2 separate regions of the Homo sapiens genome follow, and region 1 is linked to region 2. A link is a loop called in an ENCODE intact Hi-C map of the cell type or tissue named here. Cell type or tissue: OCI-LY7. All regions are shown on one strand. Links, peaks and the distances in the headings refer to the core of each region. The heading gives the core; the rest is flanking DNA. Region 1 overlaps BALR6 (B-cell acute lymphoblastic leukemia associated long RNA 6). Region 2 overlaps BALR6 (B-cell acute lymphoblastic leukemia associated long RNA 6).

Region 1 (8,341 bases), core at 158-8,157, 96 kb before region 2:
GATGTGGTTGTATTCCACATTAGTGAAAATAATCTGCAAAGTGGCCTACTCTTTGAACACTAATTAGAGAGTTTGTTAGAGGTGAGGGGCATAAGGAGAAGAGCCTCTTTCTGCCTTCAGTACTATTCCCAGTTGTCTAACAATCCACTCCCTTTCCAGGTAGTCTGTAGAGACTAAATCAGGGAGTGTCTTCTCATCTGACTCCTGAGGACAAGCGTTTTCTCTTATTCTCGTCTGAACTTCCCTCCAGCCTACCAAGTCTGGCTTTCAATATGCTAAATTTGGACAATTTTTCTTAATATAAGAGACTAGCTTGCAGGATTATTGTCTTGCCACAAAATCTTATACAGTGTATTTGAATGTCAGAAACTGAAAATTACCTTATTTCCTTTTCATATTCCATGTTCAGCCTTTCTAATCTTCTCCCTAGGAAGACAGATGTCCCAAGTCAATAGAAATGAAGGACCTGTACTTGAAAATACAAAAGAGAAAGTGCATTAATTATTCTCAATGATTCAGCATTGTAACACATACATATGTGCAAATAAGAGAAAATGAATATACTTTTGGATGGAGACTAGTGTTTCATTTACTCGGTATTCCCATAGACTTTAGAATATGTACTGGAGCTTAGAAGTTGACTTTGTATTTGTGCTTTACTTTACTTACCCAATAAACATTTTCAAATAACCAATTATAAGCCAGGCCCTTGCCATAAAAAGAGTCCATTTCCTTTTGGAGGGCTCAAAATCTATTGGTAGAGAAACTGAATAGGTAAGTAGTAACTCTCACACAAAAAAGGCATGAAAAGAGGTATATAGGTGGCACCATATGAGCAGAGAAAAAACATGTAATTCAACCTTTGATGTCAGGGAAGTGGTCCAGAGAATATCACATTTTAGATGAGTCTTAGTGGATGTCTTCTTTAAGAGGAAAGGGATGGGATAGGTTGGGAGTCATTCTAGGCTTAGGGAGAGCATGTGCAAAGGTAACAAAGATATGTCACTTTTATATTTCTATATGGCTGGAGTACATGGTACACTGGGTACACACTGGGATGCTTTCCATAGTGGTGGTGGACGAGGAAGAAACTGTAAGTGAGCCCAAGGCCAGATCTAAACTGGCTTGCTCAACATGGGAAACAAGTTTAGCTTCATCTCAAGTGATATATGTGGCAGTGAACATTTTTAATCAGAGTGATAATATGCTTAGATAATCGTATTTGAATTTAAGAAAGGTCAGTGTGGAGGATGCATTGGAGGAGGTGGGGCCGGAAGCTGGAAGACCAGTTAAGGGGCTATTCAGTTAAAGCAGATGTGGTAGTTATTCATGCTGTGCAACCACAAATATTTCTAGCTTTCTTTCTTTTGGGCACATGGCATGATTGCTCTGCTCCCTGCGAGGCTGGGTGTAGCTGTGTGACTCGCTTTAGCTAATGAAATGTTAGCTGAGGTGTCATGTGTCATTTCTGGGTGGAAATTTTAAGAGCCAGTGCATGATTCATCTTGTTTTTTTGCTCCTAACTTGGTGATAATGGAGCTTCCATTAGGAACTTAGCCAGGGTCCCTGAGTGGTTATGATAAACAGAGCTCCAGGTGATGCATGCTGGATATGTCGTATACATAAGAAATTTGTGTTAAGCCACGGAGATTTTGGGGTTATTTGTTATCACTGCATGACTTAGACTATTCTGACCACCAGGTCAGGGGAAACAGGGGCCTGAAATAATAGCATGGCAGCAAAAAGGGAGAGGAGTGACAAGTTCAAGAGATGTTAAGGTGGTAGAAGAGACAGAGTTTAGTAAAAGACTAAATATGGGGGAGAGAGAGAGGAGAGCCTAAGATGACCATATTTCTGATCAGTAGGACCATGCCTATCTGTTCATGCACATTACTTTTTTCTTCCCCATTGAATCTAAGCTTTTTGAGAAAACCTTTTATAACTCTTGTGTACTATTTTTTATACTCATTCTCCACTCTTTGTCTCCCCCTCCAACTCTTAGACAGAATTAATTACACTCTTATCTGTTTCAATTGCTTTTGATGCACAACTTGACTATAGCATATCTTACAAGTCAAAGATATTGACAGTATTTCTGATGATGGTGACCATTTCTCCAGGATTTCTAAAAGCAGTGACCTTCTATAAACATTGATTAACAATTTTTTAATTGTCTTTTTAACATTTCACTCCTCACGGTTATTTCTGTTAGCCCTGCAGAAAAAAATAAGTGGAACTACAAATAGAACTATTATCTTCTCTCTTTAAAACGTTTTTAAAAACAATTTTGATCAAATTTTTGCTCAAACCATTGCATAGAAGGGGAATTTAGGATTATTTATAAATGTAACTTGCCCATGATGTCCCTCTCTCATTATCATGTGTAACGAAAAGTTGGCAGGATTTACTTTCTTTCTTAGAAAATTGAGCATCCAAAGGAAGAATAAAATTCTGCAAGAGGAATTCATTTAAAACACTTTTAAGTGAAAAAAATGCTAACAAAGATATAGTGTAGAATCCAATTCACGATTTTAAAAAGCACATGGCTCTTTCAGGCAATGTCAAAGCTCTTTCTGTAGCATATTTTTAAGAATCACAGAGGAAAGATTCGTGATTCTCAAATATGGGCTTTGATGTCTCCTTTCCATTCAGCCCTTGAGCTATTATTAAGAGTGTTTCCCAGAGGACCACTGAGGAGGTGGGCCAGTGGAAACCAACACCCCACCTCCACCTTTGCCTCATTGGAGCTATTGGGTCTCTTCTAATTTAGGATTGGAGCTGAGGAAAAGTGGAAATTATTTCTTACATTTAAGGGCTCAGCTTACCGCTGAAATTGCTTTTCATTTAATTCAAGCAGCAACTGATAGCACAGAACACTTAAACAAAATTAAACAGAAATCTTTCACATTTTGAGAGGCACTTATGTGTGCTTTGTGTGTTTTCTTTCCTCCCCTTCTTCTCCCTCTTTCCCTCCCTCCTTCCCTCCCTTCATTCCTTCCTTCCTCCCCTCCTTCCTTCCTTGTTTCCTTTTTCCCCTCTTGCCACTTAAATAGAATTTTCCCAGAGAAAAAAAGCAGAATAGCTTTCATAGATTTCCTGTATTTCCTTTGGCACTTGGAGTTATGGGAGAGAGGGTGATTGATATTACCGAGGGTTGGAGCTCAGCTTCCCCCTCTGTTTACTGCTGTTCCTTCTCGCACCTTAAACTACCTCCTATGTATTTTAGACAGGTCAAGTCATTAACAAACATTAGTAGAATTCTGGATAGAAGTAATTGTATTTAACTTGTAAAATTTATACCTTTGTATGTTGTATGTCTGTGGGTCTGAGCAATCACACACATCTTTAAAAAGAGAGAGAGCTAGAGAGAAATAAAATCATCACACCATAATGGGAAACAAAATTTCTGAGCAGAATGGACTGTCAGATCAAACTCCTCCTAAAGCAAACAATAATTGCCTTAATTTTTGTGGATAGTACAGTTGGCTAAAATAAGCTAACCAGATTTGTGAACTGAACATCATCGAAGATTTTTGTGATGCAGGCAGCAGGGTTGTTGAAGTATTGCCAGTGAGTAGAAGTGGTTTTGTGGCCACTGGGCCCCTTGCCCACCTTTCTGGGGCCTAATGGTGCAGATGTGAGGCATGAAGGAGTCCGGGCCATTGGAACGGCAACAGGGTGGAGGGGAAACAGACCAGGAGAGCTGGAGCATCTCACTGCCCAGATTGTTTGCAGCAGACAGCAAGAAAGTCCATTAAAAAGATGGTACTGGCCTGATATATCTGGGGCATCTAGTTGCCTTAGGCTAAAAGTACTCTCAACGTATTTTACTGCTTCTCCAAAGCAAACAATTGTTTAATTAGTAAAAATAAAAAAGCTACTTAGAGGAGGAAAGATTGAGGGACGTATTTTCGACTTAAGTAATACTGAATTAAAAATGGTCTCTCTCATCCTGTCTGCTGACATTCATTTTTTAGCAGAAAAGTGAAGACACATTGTAGGATGCCCAGAATTGCTGAATCCATCCTTCAGAATTGCATTCACAGTCAGCCTCTTAGAGAAAGCCGTGTTGGAGCTCTAGCTCTTCACCAACGAAGGCAAATGTAGAGCTACAGCAGGACCTACTGGCTGCCTTCTGAAAGGCCTGAAACAGGTAGTGCTTTTCTTAGGCACAACCTGGGGGCTTGTGTGGTGCTGATGCCAGTGGAAGGAGGGCAAGAGGGGTCCTAAGAAAGAGGAATGTAACTGGGAAAAGAAGAGTGAGAACTACTGAGGGATAAATAATTTAGAACCTTTCCAAAGGAAGCAGTAAATAACAACTTCTTAATGTTTTCTATGGAAGAAAAAAGAGCAACACTTAACATCTGTACATATCGGGTTTTTTTTTTTTGAAAGAGAAAGCTTTACAAAGAGTAATCATTGAAATGGAAAAAGCAGAAGTGGTTTGCCTAGTGAACTGGGGAATGGCAGAGGGCTAGGGTCTGTACTCACCAGGGTGTGTGTGTGTGTGTGTGTGTTTGTGTGTGTGTGTGTGTGTGTGTGTGTGAATCTTGATGTGCATTGAAAAATATAATAGAAATTGGTAATGGTTTCCTCCATCTTACTTTCTGACATAGTTCCTGGGGGCTGGGGAGCATATCCCCTCTTCATGAACATCAGGAAAAAAAATAGAGGAAACAAAATATAGGGCAGCAGACTTTGCTTATCAAACAACTAGCTTCCCTCTTTTGAAGTACAAACTGAAGCCCATGAACTTGGGCCAGTACTGGCGTATGGCCTTCCCTTTTAGTATTTTGTGTGTGTGTGTGTGTGTGTGTGTGGCATGCGTGTGTGTCATTTACAAATGCAAAGATAACAGCAAGTTCTTAGTTGGCACCAAATGGGGGACCGTTAAGTATGAGAAATGATGTCGATTTATCATTATATTATGCCTCTGACAGCGAAACACACCTGTACTTTTTATGTAATTTATTGACTGGTTATAGATGCTGTGCGAGAGAGGAAAAAATTAGCGCAGCTTTAATTACTCATGCTGCTGGTTAAAATATTAATGGGGCACAGAGTGTTGCATGCTCATTTCTGTTGATTTTTAATTAGCAGTAATTCATTTTGCACAAAGCATGTTGATGCCTTTGCCGGAGACATTAGCGAAGAAGCTGAATAAAGATGTTTTTGAGAGAGCTACTGTGCATACAGAATAAAGAGTGCCTGCTTCCTGTCTTGTCTGATAAAAGTTGGGCAAAGTGGGAGACAGATGATGAAACCAAACAATACCAAAGAATCACGGTATATAGTTTAAGTCTCAGGCCTGATCCAATTTGGAGTTTTCCTAAAACCTTCATTTTTGCACACTTTTTGCCCCAGAGGCCGTTATGTGGGTTATTTTGTTTGATTCCAGAAGACTGAAACAAAATCTGAAACACAGACTTCCTTTACCCCTTTTTTCAGTGAATGTCATGATGATATTTTGCTTAATGGAGAAAAATAGGCTGGCATGTGGGTTTTGTATGTGATCTCCTTGACAGGGCTGTAGGGGTTGGGTGAGTTGTTGACCCCTGAGGAGGAAGAGGACAGAGCATTTCAGGTAACTTCTTTTACCTGATAGATACAGGGAAGCCATGGATTTTCTATAATGTGGTGGATAGCTTTCCTTCATGTATCACATTCTAAAATTATTGTTGTGTATAAAGAGACTTCTAACCATGAGCCTCATTCTGTGAAGAATATAGTGAGGTCATTTTTGGCATAGGGAAAGTGGGAGACAAAAATTCAGCTGAGGACATAGTAAAACATGTTTTCTGGATTCTGCACACATTCAGAAATTGTTTCCTTGTCATTTTCCCCTCTTCCTCAGCCTCTCGCTTTGGTTCCAAAGCGGTCCCAGGGTAAATGCCCAAATAAATTCCCTCAGATTCCACTTGCTTTCAGCACCCCACCCGAGTGCATTTTCTGAGGCTTCCAGCCTGCAGAGTCTCAGTCAGCAACATCCTGTTCTAGGATCAGAAGCATGGATTTAGAAGGAAGCAGTGAGGTGATCTAATCCAACCTTCCTTCCAAGCTGGAGTCCCCTTTACAACATCTCCAATAAGCAACATTGATACCCACTTTCACCAGCTACTCCTGTTGAACATGGATGGGGAGAGTTCAGGGGAAAGTGAAAATAAGACACTGTCTCCCCCATATCTTTCAGCTTTAAAGAAATATTTACGGGCAATCCCATTCTTCAGCAGTACCGATTTTCTTCCTGGAACATACCAGGGATGCCAGGAGGAAAGGTGAACTTGGCCTCTTGGATCATTTGTCTTCACTGTACTATTGATCTTCACTAGGCTACTGGGTTTTCTATCACTCCTTTTAAAAAGTTCTTTTTGGCTTCTATATTTCTATTTTTCAGACTTCTATCCAACATCCTCAATCCAATAGGGTGGAAATTTAGGGCACTTTTATCACAACCCTTCTTGAATAAAGCTTTTGAAATGGTAACCTTTTCAGACAGCGTGGTAGAAAAAAGTTAATCTATCTAGAAGCCATATAAAAAGAAAACCAGAAAGGTGTTGGACATTTGGAAGATGACAAAAATATCCTTACTTTTGTAGAATACTCACAGAAATGAATGTCAGAAATTTCACAATTTAAGAAGCTCTTGCAAGGTGTGGCAGAAAGGAGTAAAGGAAAGTGAAAACAGAGTTCCGTGCACCTAGTTTACTAGAAATGGAAGTTTGGGAAGCTTTTGGTCACCTGCTACATAGACACACAACTGAGTCAGTTCTTCCCGTGGAGCGGGAGCTCTCTGAAGGCCAAGCCTGGGTCTTCATGTTAATTTCTGTTGACCATGAAACTCTTTATGCACGGGCATCATTTGTAACTTTGCAGAACACTTCTCGGAGCAGACAGGGACCTGAAGCTAACTGAGTTCTTTTTTTCTTGCTTTTTTCTTTTCTTTTTTTTTTGTCACTTAATCAGTGCTTAATAAGTTCTTGTACAATAAGATTAAATATTTTTAAAATACAGAAAACTATAGAGAAACACAAGTTAAATATCAATGTATTATCACGTAGAACTAACATATTCCAGTATTCTTTTTTTTGCTTCAATCTTTTTCATTTTTCATGAAAGAATGAAGACAATCCAGATTCAGTTAAGTCTTTCTAAAATATATTCTGACATTGTTATCTTCTTTCTCAATCTCAAAGGCAGCCACAATCATGGGTGCTATGTTTATTATTCACATACATTTGTTATATTTAAATTAGACATGTATATATTTTTCTCATATATAGTATTTTACATATGCATGAAACTGCAATTTGTATTTTTCACTCCACATTATGCTTTTCAGAGATTTAGCCATATTCATACACATAATGTAAATTATTTTAATTGCCATATAGTACTTCATTATATACAAACACAGCAACTTAATTCGCTCACACTTTAATGATGGACATTTTAGATTTCTTTTTTTTTCTTTTTAGAAACAATGATGTGATGAACTTTTTGTTCTGTACATGTGCAATACAGTTTTTAAAAAGAATTTATAGCCAGAAGTGGAATTGCTGGATTGTGCTAGTCATTGCTAGACTACTCTCCAAAGTGGCTCAATAGATTTATATGCCCATTGGTAGTTTATGATAGTTTGTACTTTTCCACAATCTGCTCAACACCTGATAATGTCAGACTTAAAAATTTTGCCAACAGATAGATAAAGTGGACAAATCATTTAGTGAGATTGAATATCTTCTCCTATGTTTTGTGAATCATTTAGATTTCTTATCGTGTGAATTTCCTATTAATATTCTCTGCACATTTTTTCACTGGGAGTACTTGGCTTTTTCTGATTGATTTGGAAGAATTCTTTGTATATTTTGAATACTGATCCTTTTCCATATATTTAGATTCCGTGTGTGTGTGTGTGTTTATATATGTGTGTGTGACAGTCTATGGCTTTTCTTTTGTTAGTTTTGTATGTGGTAATTTTACTGAACAGAATTTAGAATTTTCATGCAGCCAAATATATGAATCTTTTCCTTTATGATTTTATAAATTTTGCATTTTGTTTAGGAGATAATGTCCTAACATAACATTCTAACTAAATTCTCCCATATTTCCTTCTAAATGTTGATGTTTTATTTTCCATCCTTAAGTTTTTATTCTATTTATAATTTGTTGTTTATCTCTTTCAATATATATATGCACATGGAGCTATTTACTCCAAGGTATACTCCAGTAACTGGATGAGTCTGTCAGAATGGAATCTGATGCATATTAAAGGCTGCATTTAAAACCAGAGTCACCTCTAACCCTTAGACAGGACCAATTGAGAGTTCCCTCAGAGTCTGCT
Region 2 (8,341 bases), core at 58-8,057:
TGCCATTGGGAAAGTTTGGAATTATTTGTGCTTTATGGGATGATAGGGTTTAAAGTTAATTTTCCTATGATGTACCCCTTTCTATTTGACATTACATTTTGTTTGCAAAAAATACTGGTACAGTGCAGTTTTTTAAAATCAGGCAATTCAGAGAGTTCCTCTTAACAATGCCCTCTGAGACTATTATGAAAGTTGTTAACATTAAACTGCCTTAGCGAGGTGCTGTCTTTGGTACCGTATAATTTCATTAATTTAAATCCAAGTAAAGATCAAATTTTCCAATTCATCTAAGCTATTTATTGGCCTTGGCTTTCTTGGTGATTAACTTTGATGACAATAGCATTTCACACAATGTACAAACAATAAAATTCTGCTTCTTACAGGACAGTGGGATGATCTTTTGGTAAACATTTTACTTGGGAACAGTTAGGAGAAATTATGAATCTACAAGTTAATGATCCAAGCCTCAGTTTACCTATTAATTAACTGAAAGAATTTCTTGCCTGTAATGTGTGCTGGAAAGAAAAGATCTTTATGTTTATGAGTGGCATATATATACAGTGTGACACAAGTATTACGATTGTTTAAAAAACTATTCTAATGACACTGGTAGTATTTTAAGAGTAATAGTAATACAATTGTTGGCCAGAAGCGGTGGCTCACACCTGTAATCCCAGCACTTTGGGAGGCCGAGGCGGGTGGATCACGAGGTCAGGAGATTGAGACCATCCTGGCTAACACAGTGAAACTCCGTCTCTGCTAAAAATACAAAAAATTAGCTGGGCGTGGTGGTGGGCACCTGTAGTCCCAGCTACTCGGGAGGCTGAGGCAGGAGAACGGCGTGAACCTGGGAGGCGGAGCTTGCAGTGAGCCGAGATCACGCCACTGCACTCTGGCGTGGGTGACAGAGCGAGATTCCGTCTCAAAAAAAAAAAAAAAAAATACAATTGCTAGGCAAAAATGAATATTTATTTGTAATTTTTAGAATTTATTCTAATTGTAATTATTTCTTCATCTCTGACCTTGTATGTCCAACAGGGTCAGGACTAGGATCTGAAGTACAAAATTTAAGGAGTGTCCAAAATCTCAGTAATCAAGATAAATATTTTAATGCAATAGTTTTAAAAATAAAAATTAATGCGAAAAATTAATAATGGAAAAAAGTTGGAATTTTAAATAAAGACAGGGTCAGAGATTGCAATGGACAGAGAGCACTGCCCCTGGATCATTAATAAGATTTAGATTATCAAGCCACATCACTGCAGTTTGCATGTGATTTCATAAGTATCCACCATACATAGAATTCAATTGATTTCAAGCTTTTAAGTAATCACTGGATTCTAATATCTTTTATATATCATTGTTTTCTCAATATTCACACTTTGGGGTTCTCCCCAAATATTATATTAGGAAATTCAAATGTGTTTCACTTTTCAGATCAAAATTAAAGAAGTATTCAGTTGATGCTGCATGATTCTGAATAACTGTGAAACCTACTTTTAGGCAGAATATAAATAACATGCTTGAGAATAGAAATCTATGAATAGTTCTTTGAGTGAAAGAACGGTGTAGCCAATTTCACTCCATTGAGGTAACACTAAACAAGATGAGCTTGTTTTACTTCATACAAAGGAATGACCAAATTAGGCATGAGAAAATGTGACAAGATTTCCAATCGTGTTTTTCTTTTCTTTCTTTCTTTCTTTTTTTTTTTTTTTTTCCCCAGCTTAGATTTGTACTCTTCGGTACTGCTAGAAATAGAATTCTCAAAAGAGCCATGCTCTCTTTCACAAGCCTTGGAAAAATCAGTTTGGTCTACACTTGACTTTATTAGTGGTCTCCTGATTCCTTGGGACTTTGTCATTGTTTTAGATCATTGTTCAGGCCAAATGGGAAGAAGGAAGTGGTAAGGATAGTAGTATGAATGACTAAAGTCTAGGCCAGCACATCTCAAATTTTCTAATTTCTGGAGATCTTATTAAAATAGAGATTCTGGGATGGGGCCTGAAATTCTACATTTCTAACAAAACCCCAGACAATGCCCAAGTTGCTGTTTCATGGATCACGTTTTGGATAGTGCTACTTGTGAGTTTTTGTTCTTGTTGCTTTTGAGATTAAATGTTTAAAGAATTATCCTTTTTGGGAAAATAAATTATCTTCTATATAATATAAGGTCCTTGAGGTAGAAATTTTGTCTCATCTGTTCTTATATCCCTAGTTCATTGAACACTGCAGGGCATTTGAAGGCACTTAACTGTTATTGATTGTTGTTGAATAAATTAATAAATGAAATTTGGGGCCAATTTTAGAACAGGGGTTCTTAAGTTTTTTTAGTGCCATGGATCCTACCCTCTTTGGCAATCTGGTGAAGTCTGTGGACCCTTTCTCAGGAAAATATTTTTAAGTGAAAAAAATAGAATGTATAGGTATTACAAAGGAAACCAATTATATGGAATCATAGTTATCAAAATATATAAAAGTCAAATGTGTGATGTAATAATGTATGTGCTTTTAAAAAATAAAATCTTGCAGTGCATCTAATAATTACTATAATTTCGAAGAAATGAAGAGTATAAAGACTGTTTTCATATATCTACAGCAACTGTAATTTCATAGAAAAAAAAAACTGTGATTTCTATTAGTGACAGACAGGTACTGCTAATAGTACCATAGGTTGTTGACTCTATTCATAATGGAAGGATATGCTAAATTTCAGTTGGAAATGAGTGAAAATAATGTTGTAATTGTTTTTACATTCAAGTTCACAGACATCCTGGGTCTGTGAACCCCAGAGTAAGAACCTGATTTTAGACAGTCCACGAGTTTTGTTTACCAAGCTTTTCCAATGTTGGTTGAAAATCATTTCACAAAAAGAAAAACAATAGAGTAATACTTATGATTATTTTTATTTTAGCTAATGAAGTATCTAATACTTGTCATATTATTCCATTTTCTTTAACACAGTACTTCAACTTGCAAAAATCTGAAACAGCTTTTTCCAGTGATTATTTCCCTTTCTTCCATTCATATCTATGACAAATATATAATGTATACCTTTATTAACTGGATAAACAACCCACAAATGCGACTTTGTAAAGTGCATTCCCATGAGACAGATCCATAAACCTGGTAAGCACACCAAGACCCCATCAGAGATATTTGAACTAAATCTTAATTTGTTATTTACAAACACTTCACATGGCCCTCTAAATGAATTCTGTGCTGCCTCATTGACAAGAAATATAACAGACTACACATTCGAGAGACAGAGAGGGCTGTGGGATTATTTGACTGAACAATTTCACAGGTGTTAACAATAGAGGTGGGCCGAAGAGTTTCAACCAAGAGAATGTAACTCAGACTGAAGTTATCCAAACACCTGTTGGTAAGTTGTATTCTTTCCTTTAGATTGTTTCCTTTATAGTAATTTTGTAGAGCTACTTTATTGGTCTTTTCCTTCAGAAGTCAGAAAGTTGAGGGGAGGGGAGAAAAGAAGGAAAGAGTAGGAGAACCAACAAAGATTCAAATTTGTCACCATGCCAAAGACAGCCTAACCCCTAGAGCAGAGGTCTCAAACCTGGAGCCTTGGGGCAGACACAGGAGCAAATGAGTTTTGTTTGGCTCATACACCAGTAATTAAGAATTGGATTTGAATGCTCTTATGCATTGGTGTGCAAGTAAATGTTTAATAACCAACTCTCTGGGAGTGGAGTGGAAGCCCTGATTTGCAATGTTTGACAATTCCTGTGGCGTAAATGGTCAATTTTGACTTACCAAGATGAGGACACCGAAAAGAGCTTTGGGAAGAGATGTGTATAATCGGCCCTCTGAAGTCCACTCCATCACAGCACTGTATTTCAGGGGGGCCTGCATTCTCTTGGGTTCCCACCTCTTCATGCTGTCTTCCACCCTGCCCACTTTCCTCTCTTAAATCACCTCTTTGGTCCCAGTGGGCTGTGAAATTCGTGACTTCTGCCTGGAGCTTTTCTGGGTGCCTGACGTTGGTCACAAAGCTAGGCTGAGGAATGTGCTGGCTATTTTGAGGTGTGATCAGAGACTTGCATTCATTGTGAAGAAAGCAGAGGGATTTGGCAGAGGAAAGCAAAGACTAAGCCTGGGATACAGCAGCTATAGGAAACGTGGCTTGGGTGTCACTTGATTGGCTGCTACTTGTTTTTGTGTTCCCATCTGTCAAAAACAGCTGGAAGTCACAACTAAATTAAAGGTGGAAAATGCTTTGAAAAAGTAATGGGGCCACACACAAAAAATATTACTACTATTTCTTCCCCTCAGCTTCCCCACTCCGCTAAATGAGACATTCTGCAAGGACTGGATACTATTTCTGTCTTTTCACACTTCTCTTGCTAATGTTCAGTGGGCTTCAGAGATCTGATATAAATGTACAGGCGATGTGGAAACTGATTGAGAGGCAGATTTATATTAAAAATTGTATACATATATTTACCACCAGTTTTAATGATGCACTTTTGGTGAAGATGAGTTGCTTAAAACGAAATAGACTTAAGAACATATTACTTAAAAATCATATCATGTGTCTTTTTGCTTCACATTTAAACCAGAAAACAAAATCTATATTCACTGTTAGTATAACGCTTAGAAAAGAAAAGATTTTGTCCATGGCTCCCAAATCAGTAGATTATGGTTGTAAGCCCCAATGAGTTCTAAACCATTTGCCAAAGAGCAAGCACCCACCAACTTCCCTCCCCCTGCCAAACATACACTTCCCTCCTGTCTGATTTATAGAGACCCTTTGTTAGGGATGTAGTAATGAAGCCAGCTGCTGTGTCTTTCTGCAGCCCACTGCACCCCTCCCTCGCCTCATCCCCCAGAACAGTTACTGTCAACACCCTGGGGACACTAGCAGAGAGCTCCCAACAGGAAGTCTGGGGATGCTTTTTGATTCTGTGACCATCTTTCACTTCCTCCTTGAGTCCTCATTCTCACTTTGGTAGCCGAGGTCTGCCCTGCCTGCTACCAGAGTGACAAGAGAGGAGTAAAGAAACCAATAGCAAGATTTGGGTACTTAGAGCACTTTAATGGTACTTCAGGAAAATAAGAGATAAAGCAGAAACCAGGTTTAATAATCATAATAAGAATTCTAGAAGCTGTCTCCCACCACTTTGTGATAAACCCATTATCTCACTTAATTCCTCCCTCAGATGGTCTGAAGTCAGCCTGAAGGTGGAACCAAGACAGACTATTGTGAACACTTAGGCAACAAAAGCGTCAATGTGAAGAGAAGTTCTAGTATACTGTTTTCAGGCTTGGTACTAACCTTCATACTTGGGATGCCCAGCCTGGCTGACTTCTACTCATCTTCTAAGACTCATCACAGACATCGTATCTTTCAGGAAACTTCCGCGTTAGCCTGTCTCTCTACTGACACCCCCTCAGGTGCACTCCCCTGTTCCTAGATATTTCTCTCACTGCAGTTACCACAATCTATTGCCCGTCTAGACAGTTGGACGATTTATTCTTTGAGAGTAGAGAATGCAACTTGTTCATCTCTGTAGTCTCCGATCCTATTTTTTTTTGCCTTATGTATAGTAAGTGCTCCAAAAAAGTTTGATGAATGAATGAATGAATTCTGAAAGGATACTATAAGAAATGAAAAGAAACTGAATGAAGTTTATAGAAGAAAGAGGTTTTGAGTAGAATTTTAAGGACTGCAGTGTTTGGAGTAAGAAAATATGTTGCCATGTGGAAATGAGGAAGTAAAAGGGTTACATGTAGAAAGTTGTATTTCATTTTGTTTAGCCAAGTTCTGACATTCAGAAAATCGAGAAATAAGGGGAACCAAATAACAGAGAAAGCAATTGGTGGACAGGTAGTTTGAAGCCACTGTGCAAAGGAATTTATTAATGACAGGAGCTACTAACACCACATCGAGTCTGGATGTGCCATGCATCTTGAAAGCTCAAATGTGTGCTAGATTGTCTTGCAAGCTCACAGATTCCAGGAGAGTTATGGACACACTAGAAGGGAATGAAGAAAACCTTTGGCTCTAGGTTTCATTTGAGGCTGCCTTATTCAGCTATACTTCCGATAGCAAAAATGAACCTGCTCTGGAAGTCTACGTTTCTCCTTTATCCCTTGGAAAATAAAATTCAGTTTCACATAAGTCTCTTTACATTTTCATTAAGTTATCAATAGCATCAGAAAATGTTCCTGTTTTCACTTTTTGTTAATTTTTATCTTTTTTGAAAATTATCTATAGCTTCATCATCAGCTGGTGGGCAGAACAGTATGATACCTCAAAAAAATCCCTTATGTCCTGCAGTCATCTTTGTTCTTTCATGAAACACTTTTGAGAGAGGTAACTCCATTTTCTCCTATGTAGACACACACACCCTTCTATGTCATTAGTGATGCATCTTTAGTATCCTCTGTAACAGCCTGCAATGTTGTTTTTTAAATCTTCACTTTTCACAGATGTTGCCACCACATTGATAAAGAAGACCCCAAAAACCATCTCTGGCACCAGAAGTAGCTAGCCAAAAACCTGCATTGCTTCTTCAACACTCCTCCAAACCCTACTCTATTCATTAAAAATGTTTGCCCCTTTCTATCTAATGTATTATCTTAAGGAATTTGCTATTTTTCTCCCAAGGGGAGAAAAAAAAAACTCACTCTTCAAGATGTCACTTTGTTTACTCCATTTAATTATTTAAGAGATTCTTTAAGCCCTTACCACTCAACCTTTACAGTTCCACACAAAAACAAAGCTAATTCAGATGGCTGAGGACCTTTATGCAAATTGAGGTTTTTCAGAGCTGAAAAGGGCACATGCCAGCTTCAGGGCAGGAACAGGCTGGATAGCTCATGTGGAGGGGGATTTTGGTCACAAACATGGAGCCATTTGATGAACATGTAAACTAATATTAGTAATACAGCATTAATTTATTGCTTCTGCAGATTATTTCTAATACAGACTTGCTGACTTGTACATGTATGATACATAAACACATCCATAAAAGTTTAATGCTGTCAGAGTAGTACATTCACCCACAACACTGCCTGATGACACATTTTCACTTTTCTTAACACTGCTTCCTGAAGGAGTCAACATGATGTCAAGGTGACAGAATTAAGAATGACACCAGAGGAATGGTCAGAAAATTAACTTTTCAAAACTTTCGTGTTAGATGTTTGGATAGACATTCAGTAACATGTGGTGATCACGAATGTGTCTTTAGTTTATTTTGAAAACGAATCCTGAATTACCAATTGAGCAGCAGAACCTGTTTGTACTCCAAAAACAAATTACATTGAATTTAAAAAGCCATTATGAAGAGTGCCTTATGATAAAGAATAGATTTTCTGGCTAAAAGCATTTTCCATCATTTGACAAAGTATAGTCAATCTTAAAGAAAAGCTTCAACTTACGCATTCGTTTCAAAATTAATACTTATGAAGACAGGAAGTTGAATAGATGAAGAGTGATGACTTTTTGCAGGATCTGAGCCCTAAAGTTTTGGGCCTACACTATTCCTTCCTATCTCCTTGTCAGAGAAGTTGAGGCAAGATCTCTCTTTTATCTGGCTCTCAGATTTCTGAGTATAATAAGCTCACAATTCCTTATAGGAAAGATAGAACACATCAGAAAAGCATTCCAAATCATTCCAAATCAAATGAAAGTCACCATTTGATGACTGTAAACTAGCCCCACTCATGGTTTGTTTGGATTTTCTTTTTTTTTTTAAAGGCATTAGAATACATTCAGCTTTTTCTGCATCTGTGTGTCAGTTGCAGAAATGGAAGTTGGAACTAGCCAACTCCATCAGTCATCTACCCCCAGTCTCTGAAATTTCTGTTCCTCTCTAGATAGTGGACGTTCAGTCATTTTGCAGCACTCATCTCGGCTCTAATAACAACTCTATTATGGCCCTGTGGCCTTTTTCGTAACATTTATTTTCAGGTTTGCCATGTGTTGGGCATCCATAACAGCCGGGCTGACTGTCACTTTGTGGCTCCAAAGGCATCGGCAGTGAGAGAGATCTGGACTCTTGCAAAGTATGATGGAATTGGCTGGATTTCATGTGACAAGCTCAGATGATGGCCCTTTGTCCAGAGCAGGCATGACAGAAATGGAAATGCTTGATACAGGTCCTGTTTCCTAAGAACATGTAAAGGACAACTTATGGTGATTTGGGGGATTAAATCGCAACTTTTTCTTGAACTTAAATCTCTATCAATTAGGTAGGCAGCTTGCTTTACTGGGAATTTTCATGGGACCAATACTTGTAAAGGAATGTATTGCTTAAGTGAAGCAGGATCTAGCTTATGACTGAAACTTACATTTGGGTAACACTTTAGCAGC

What was found. A loop is a pair of places that touch in the nucleus more often than their neighbours do. Peaks named below come from ENCODE experiments on the same cell type or tissue, not always from the same donor. Only the 100,000 strongest peaks of a DNase experiment are listed, where the experiment ranks them.
Region 1: a loop joins it to region 2, with 2.9 times the contacts of the local background. A loop is called at or near these places in 2 of 110 quality-filtered maps.

Annotation. Positions count from the first base shown.
Region 1 is chr3:18,123,246-18,131,586 of GRCh38, forward strand. All of the region lies in intron 4 of BALR6 (B-cell acute lymphoblastic leukemia associated long RNA 6), which reads left to right. Among named protein-coding and RNA genes, the nearest start is that of BALR6, 160 kb to the left of the region's middle. RefSeq lists an enhancer at 4,625-5,500. In OCI-LY7, for the core only: CTCF peaks have their summits at 4,130 and 4,337; DNase peaks (open chromatin) are centred at 4,126 and 4,456; H3K4me3 peaks cover 1,707 bases; H3K27ac peaks cover 2,404 bases.
Region 2 is chr3:18,218,867-18,227,207 of GRCh38, forward strand. All of the region lies in intron 4 of BALR6 (B-cell acute lymphoblastic leukemia associated long RNA 6), which reads left to right. Among named protein-coding and RNA genes, the nearest start is that of SATB1, 200 kb to the right of the region's middle. In OCI-LY7, for the core only: no CTCF peak of the experiment used is centred there; DNase peaks (open chromatin) are centred at 3,305, 4,895, 5,315, 6,785 and 2 weaker places; H3K4me3 peaks cover 5,127 bases; H3K27ac peaks cover 5,544 bases.